2 separate regions of the Homo sapiens genome follow, and region 2 is linked to region 1. A link is a contact called in ENCODE Hi-C or POLR2A ChIA-PET data. All regions are on one chromosome and are shown on one strand. Each heading gives the region's core, a stretch centred on a gene start or an enhancer-like site at or near the end of the contact. The rest is flanking DNA. Distances are from core to core; before and after follow the strand shown.

Region 1 (3,425 bases), core at 524-3,023:
CTTTTTGTTCTATTATGTGGTGCCTGCGCATATTAGATGAGGACAGATCTTCCTTACTCAGTCCATTGACTTAAATGCCAATATCTTCTGGGAACACCCTCATAGACATACCCAGAAGTAATGTTCCCCCAGCTACCTGAGTATCCCTTAACCTAGTCAGGTTGACATCTAAAACTAATCATCGCAAAATCCTAACCAAGTCTCAAAGGTGCCTCAAATTCAACTTGTCTAAGATGGAGCTCAAGATCAATCTTATCTCCTCTTCCAGTGTTCTCCATATCTGTGAATCCCTGCACCATCCATCCATTTATCCAAGGCTGAACAGTGGCATCATCCTTGAAGCTGCTTCATCGCCCCTTCACATCCAACTCATCACCAAGTCCTATTGATTTTGCTCCTACATTTCTCTGCAGCCTTCTTAGATCTCTTTTTCTTCACTCTCACCCTAGTCCACACTCCAGCTCCATTCTCTCTTGCCCAGATGACTGCACTGGCTCCCAGGCCAGTCCCACCATAGCTCTGTTGAGACTTCTCCATTTTGATCTGCACTTTAGCAGCCAAAGTGAGTTTTATAAAATGCAATTTTGACCAGTGTTCTATGGTCCTAAACTTTCCACTATGGTCCATAAAATCCTACATGGTCCTGCCCCTTCTATTCGCTCTAGTGGATCTCACTCCACTCCTTTATTCTCTAAACTCTGAGTTTCTTTTCTTTTTGTGGTAAAATGTACATAACCATTTTTAAGTGTGCAGATCTGTGGCATTTGGTACATTCACATTGTTGTGTGATCATCACTACTATCCATTTCCAGAACTGTTTCATCTTCTCCAGCTGAAATTCTGTACCTATTAAGCACTAACTTTCCATTTCCCCCTTTCTGGGTTTCTTTTCATCCCTCAAAGGAGCTCTGCTGCCTTCCACAGAGTTCTTATATACATGCTAATCTCTCCATCTGAAACACACTTCCTCTCCCCTTTGCCTAGTTAGCCTCCTGTGATTCCCAACACCAGCCTAGAAGCTTCTGTAAATTCTCCCAAAACCCCTGCTCCTCCCTGAAGAGCAGTTTGTATTTATACAGGTGTTTGATTGTTTGAAGGGTGCTCTCACCCTGCCTCCTCTCTTAACATAGTTTTTCGTGTCAGGAATTCCTCGCTTTGTCCACAACCCCTGGCACATAGCAGGTGCTCAATACTTGCTAAATGAATAAATGGACGGACTCTGCTACCTACCTAATCTCCTTCCAGCCAGTCATCCATCTGTGGGTGCCTCGGTCCCCAGCTTGGGGTGTGTCCCCCTGGGTCGGACTTTGGCGCCCCATCCAGGCTGGCAGTAGGTTGTGCTCTTTGGTTTGCCTATCTCGGGCCTCCCGCCCAGCCGCGCGGACCGCAGAACATACGCCCCGGGCGTTATCACTCTGTCACGCGGAGCCTCCCCGCCTCCAGACGTCAGTCCGGTTGCTACCCCGGCAGGAATCGAGCTTAGATCACGAAGGCTCCTTCTCACCTCCGGACGTGAGAATTACAGGCTTGGATCTCAAACCGCCGCGGTGAGAGCCGGGAGGTGGGAAGAAAGTTGGGAGGCGCGCGCCCCCGTCACACTCCCTCTCCGTTTGGGTCGCAGCCCTTTAAGAACCACTACGTTCGCGCCTTCGCCGGGACGGGGGCTGTGGAGGCGCGCCGGGATTGGTCGGTTTGGGTGCGGGTGTCGCTTAGCAGCAGCGAATGCGGGGTAGGGGGGAGGTGGGGTGGCTCAAGACTCGCGCACGCGCACCACGGCCTACCTGCGCCTGGGCTGCCGGTGACCTGGGCCGAGCCCTCCCGGTCGGCTAAGATTGCTGAGGAGGCGGCGGGTAGCTGGCAGGCGCCGACTTCCGAAGGCCGCCGTCCGGGCGAGGTGAGGGCTGGCGGGCGGAGGCGGGTGCCGCGGCCCGTTAGCCAAGAGCAGGCGGGTTAGGGTGTGGCGCAGGGCGGGCCCAGAGGTGGAGGCGGCCCAGGGCCCACCCGGCCCTCAGTCCCGGCCTTGACCATGGGGCTCCCCACGGGGCTTCACTGGGCTTCTTGGAGTCCTCTGTCCCCTTTCTCCCGTCAGCCTGTTCCCGGACCCCGGGGCCACCCAAGGCACGCGCCTGCAGGAACCCTGGGCTGACAGATGGGCGCCAAGGGCTTCTCCCAGTTGGAAGAGATGGGGAGTGAGAAAGGGGACGATTGTTTCTTTAACCATTCACGAAGCTCACGTCAGAGCATTGTTTAATCTGAATAGCAAACTTCCCTTAGCATGCCCGTGTTATTAGACTTTAAATATTGGATACACTGAACCAACTTTTCAGAGCACTAGGTGTAGGACGTTCCATTACAGGTTTTGTGTTCATTACAGATTTACACATGTACCTCCAGAGCCAGAAGGATAAAGCACTCGGGGAAAAATTAGGTTTGTAGAAATAAAAGCCACGGAAGACTATTGCCAGTGTGAAAAGTAATTGGTGAAATTTGTGACATGGTCAGAAAAAAATACAGCTCAGAACCAACATATAGGGTAATATTTAATTACATTTTGCAGAGAAGAGTTGATCCCACTAAAGATAATTTTAGTAAAATGAAAAATGGAAGCAACTGGAAATGGTTTAACGTTGCCAGATAGAATTAAATAAACAAATAGTGTTTCCTCTGGAAAGTACATTTTGGACAATGTTAATAGCTCTGATTTAAGTGTTTGCATTTGCAACAGAAGCCATCTTGGAGTCAGTGTTTTTTATTCTTAGAATAACTTAGAAATCAACTAAATTCAAAAAGTAACATGATCATAGAGAGGACAACCTGACTTCAAGGTAATACAGTGGATAAAGAGCAGTTGTAACAAGTGTAATCTCAGGCTCCTTCCTCTACCAACAGGTCTCTGATTAGCTTATTAGTGCTCTAAGGAGAAGAAATTATTTTAGAGAAAGGGAGTAGCTGTAATTCCCAAAGTTGGATTTGTAGAAGAAGGATGTGGTGGAAAGATCCTAGGCTTTAGAATATTTGAAGTAAGGAAGTCTGGGTTGAATCTAGCTTTACCTCTTGAGCCTTACAGCTGCAGTTTTCCCACCTATCCGGTATAGATTATGTCTACCTTATAGTTACAAGCATTTAATAACATTATCAGTGTAAAAGGTCCTATCAAGTTTAGTTCCCTACCCCTCTTAGTTCCTAACAAATGACGAAACTGACCTCTACCCTCCTCTTCACTCCATCCCCAAGCAACTTGGAGCCTTAATAGAATCTACAGATTTGGTAACCAGTTCTCAAGTCCTGTGGCTGAAGGTGAATTCAGTAAGGGTGGCACAACTCAGTTTTGTCTTCTGTATTGTGTATTTGAGTCTTCTGTATTCTGTATATACTTTATGGTGAACACTTTGTGTTTGAATATTTGTGTGCCAAATGAAGCCTGT
Region 2 (3,425 bases), core at 885-3,384, 4.4 Mb before region 1:
CCTGAGTAGCTGGGACTACAGGCGCGTGTCACCAGGCCCAGCTAATTTTTTGTATTTTTAGTAGAGACGGGGTTCCACCGTGTTAGCCAGGATGGTCTGGATTTCCTGACTTCATGATCCACCCGCCTCGACCTCCCAAAGTGCTGGGATTATAGGCATGAGCCACCGCACCCGGCCGGCTCTGTTTTACAGATGGAGAAACTGAGGCCCAAGTTGACCAAATGAGGACCACTTGGGCAGCAGGGGCAGGGACCCAGGCTTGACTGACTCTTTTTTGGGTCCCTGCCACCATCACCCCGTGCCCCCTTCCCCATCCCCTTACCTCACAGTCTGGACACGGGGAAAGGGGCACGGGGTGATGGTGGCAGGGACCCAACCCCTGGTGTTGGGCAGGGATCAGGCTCTTTGTTGGGGCTGGGGAGAAGTTTTCTGGGCCCAGAGGGGTGCTACTCGTTCCAGGAGTTGACCAGTCTGGAGACTCCTAGACCTTGGTTGGCCAAGACAACAGAGACCCTGTCCTGTTTTGTTCTCCCAGCTTCTTGGTTCACCTCTGGCCTTTTGTCCTGCTTCATCCATCATAGCTCTGAGCTGAGGTTTCCTGAGCACCTCCAAACTGCATGCCAGGCCTTGGCAGAGCAACCCATCCACTACAGGGAAGAAGGCTTAGACAGACCCAGGTTAGTGAGGACAAGAGGGTTAGTGAAGGGAGGGCTAGATCTGCAGTCTGTGGCCCATGGGCCTCTGAAGGGAGTTGGAAGGGGAAGAGTGGATGTCCACCTGTAGCCAGCTTGGGAAGGGAAGACTCAGGGAGGGAACAGCCTAAGAGGCTAGTTGTCCCCTGGCAGTGGAGGTGGAGAGGGGGCGGCATGGTCTCCTATTCCCAAGTGAGAGGGGGTGTGGCTTTGGGGACCCCCACATACTGAAAGAATATCTTGACTTCAGCCTAAGTGGTCTCGCGGTTATCAGGACACTCTAGTTCATGCAGGAAAGAAGACTCTGGCAGCTTCTGCTGGGTAGCCATGAATCTTGTGGCGACTTGCAGTCGAGGCCACCCCAAGTCTTTCTAAGCTGGGGATTGGGGGCAGTACTTGAGGCCCACTGGACCCAGGTTGGGGTTTGCTCTTCCCCGGGAAAGGTAACTTGACCCTGAGGACTTTGCTGCTCCAGGAGGGGATGGGAATGAGAGGGGATCATCTTTGAGTCCAGAGGGAAACAGCCATACAGTCAGGTCCCCCTCACTGTGCAGGCTTTGTCTGAGCTGAGAGTGGTCACAGAGGGGCTTAGGGGCGCTTGTCAGGTGAGTCCGGGGAGCCACTGACAGCTGCAGAGGTGTAAGTCATACCTTGTATTAGGGTGGGATCGAAGTGGAGGATCAGGGAAGGCTTTTTTTTTTTTTTTTTTTTTTTTGAGACGGAGTCTTGCTCTGCTGCCAGGCTGGAGTGCAGTGGCACGATCTCGGCTCACTGCAACCTCCGCCTCTCTGGTTCAAGCGATTCTCCTGCCTCAGCCTCCCGAGTAGCTGGGATTACAGGCACGCGCCACCACGCCCAGTTAATTTTTGTATTTTTAGTAGAGATGGAGTTTCACCATGTTGGCCAGGATGGTCTCCATCTCCTGACCTCGTGGTCCGCCCTCCTCGGCCTCCCAAAGTGCTGGGATTACAGGCGTGAGCCACCGCGCCCGGCCCAGGGAAGGTTTCTTGAAGGCATTCGAGCCTTGTCAGGTCAAGTGGACAAGGATGAGTCAGGGCATTCCAAGAGGCCAGCATGGAGTGATTAGTGTGGTTAGTACTTGGGCAAAACCGGAGCGATCGACGCACTCTTTTCTCCTTCTCTCAGGTCTGAATTCCACTTGCTGCTCTTTCACTGATCAGCGTTGGATAAATCGAGCCTTAGCTTTTTTTTTTTTCTTTTTTTTTTTTGCTGGCTCCCCACCCACTAGGCAAGTTGTCCGGAAGAATAAGGGCGGGGCGGGGCGGGGCGGGGCAAGGCGGGGAGGGCTCGCCCATAATAACCCCGCATTGATTGGCTTTCAGGACCTCCCAGTCTCTCATTCTCGTCCTTGGATTGGCCGCGAGACATTTATCCACTCTCCTTAGGCCTGCGCGATGCAAGACGGGAGAAAAGGAGGGGCGTACGCGGGCAAGATGGAGGCAACTACGGCTGGTGTGGGCCGGCTAGAGGAAGAGGCGTTGCGGCGAAAGGAACGGCTGAAGGCCCTACGGGAGAAAACCGGGCGCAAGGTGAGAAGTGTGGAGTGAGGGTCGCAGTTGAGGCGTCCAGCGTTCGGGGTCCGGGTCGCGCTTGAGGAGAGCAAAGGGCTAATAAGGAAAGACAGCTGCCGAGGGCGCGCATGCGCGGGCGCTAACGCATGCGCGAGAAGACGGCGCCCTCCCACGATGTCTGGGGCTGCTTGGCGTGGGACTCCTCTGGCGCTGGTGCGGTCGTCGCGCATGCGCGGGGGTGGGCAAGGCAGTGGTCAGCGACCCGCAGTCCATCTGACTCCTGCTTCCCGGGTGTTGCTCGTGTAGGTATCTAGGGCTGCCTGTAGGTTCAGATGCTTGTTGGGTTAGGCGTGATTTGTTCCGTTCCTCTATGGCCTAGCTGGTCTTTAACCCCCGCCTTCGATTCTGAGTCAGACAGACTCCCCAGTCCGGCAGCACTCCTTGGACAGGGCAGCAAGTGACAGCAGTGGGTATACAGCCGGAGTCGTTTCGTGCAAAAATCAAAAAGAGGCCGGGCACGGTGGCTCACGCCTGTAATCCCAGTGCTTTGGGAGGCCGAGGCAGGCGGATCACTTGAGGTTAGTAGTTCGAGACCAGGCTGGGTAACATGGTGAAACCCCGCCTCTACTAAAAATACAAAAATTAGCCGGGCGTGGTGGTGCGCGCCTGTAATCCCAGCTTCTCGGGAGGCTATGGCAGGAGAACCGCTTGAGCCTGGGAGGCAGAGGTTGTAGTGAGCCGAGATCTCGCCACTGTACTCCAGCCTGGGCAACAGAGCGAGACTCCGTCTCAAAAAAAAAAAAAAAAAAAAAATCGAAAATAAAAGATTTAGCCGGGCGCGGTGGCTCACGCGCCCAGTACTTTGGGAGGCCGAGGTGGGCGGATCACGAGGTTAGGAGATCGAGACCATCCTGGCTAACACGGTGAAACTCTGTCTCTACTAAAAATACAAAAAAATTAGCCGGGCGTGGTGGCGGGTGCCTGTGGTCCCAGCTACTTGGGAAGCTGAGGCAGGAGAATGGCGTCAACCCAGGAGGCGGAGCTTGCAGTGAGCCGAGATCCTGCCACTGCACTCCAGCCTGGGCGACAGAGCGAGACTCCGTCTCAAAAAAAAAAAAAAAAAAAAAAGAAAAGATTTATTTCTAACTAAGGGTGGGCCTTAGAAATTGGGAACGAGGGCCGGGCACAATGGCTGGTGCCT

Evidence for each region. Hi-C counts contacts between places; a loop is a spot of excess contacts on that map. ChIA-PET counts read pairs that join two places held with the same protein, here RNA polymerase II (POLR2A). Pooled maps may share reads with other maps.
Region 2: a loop to region 1 is called in a map of naive thymus-derived CD4-positive, alpha-beta T cell, with 14 times the contacts of the local background. The contact joins the promoter of CCDC12 here to the promoter of SEC22C in region 1. A Hi-C loop is called at or near these places in 1 of 168 maps with a recorded cell type or tissue (naive thymus-derived CD4-positive, alpha-beta T cell) and 2 of 50 pooled maps. POLR2A ChIA-PET finds 5 or more read pairs at or near these places in 1 of 52 experiments (activated CD4-positive, alpha-beta T cell).

Annotation. Positions count from the first base shown.
Region 1 is chr3:42,580,315-42,583,739 of GRCh38, reverse strand. It overlaps SEC22C (SEC22 homolog C, vesicle trafficking protein), which reads left to right and starts at 1,773. Exons shown (of 7, transcript NM_032970.4): 1 at 1,773-1,894. It also overlaps a transcript of SS18L2 not described here. RefSeq lists enhancers at 1,358-1,487, 1,480-2,306 and a silencer at 1,688-2,017.
Region 2 is chr3:46,975,454-46,978,878 of GRCh38, reverse strand. CCDC12 (coiled-coil domain containing 12) reads left to right here and starts at 2,134. Exons shown (of 7, transcript NM_001277074.2): 1 at 2,134-2,242. The coding sequence starts at 2,147. RefSeq lists enhancers at 842-1,542, 2,112-2,421, 2,246-2,947, 2,948-3,425 and a silencer at 1,882-2,021.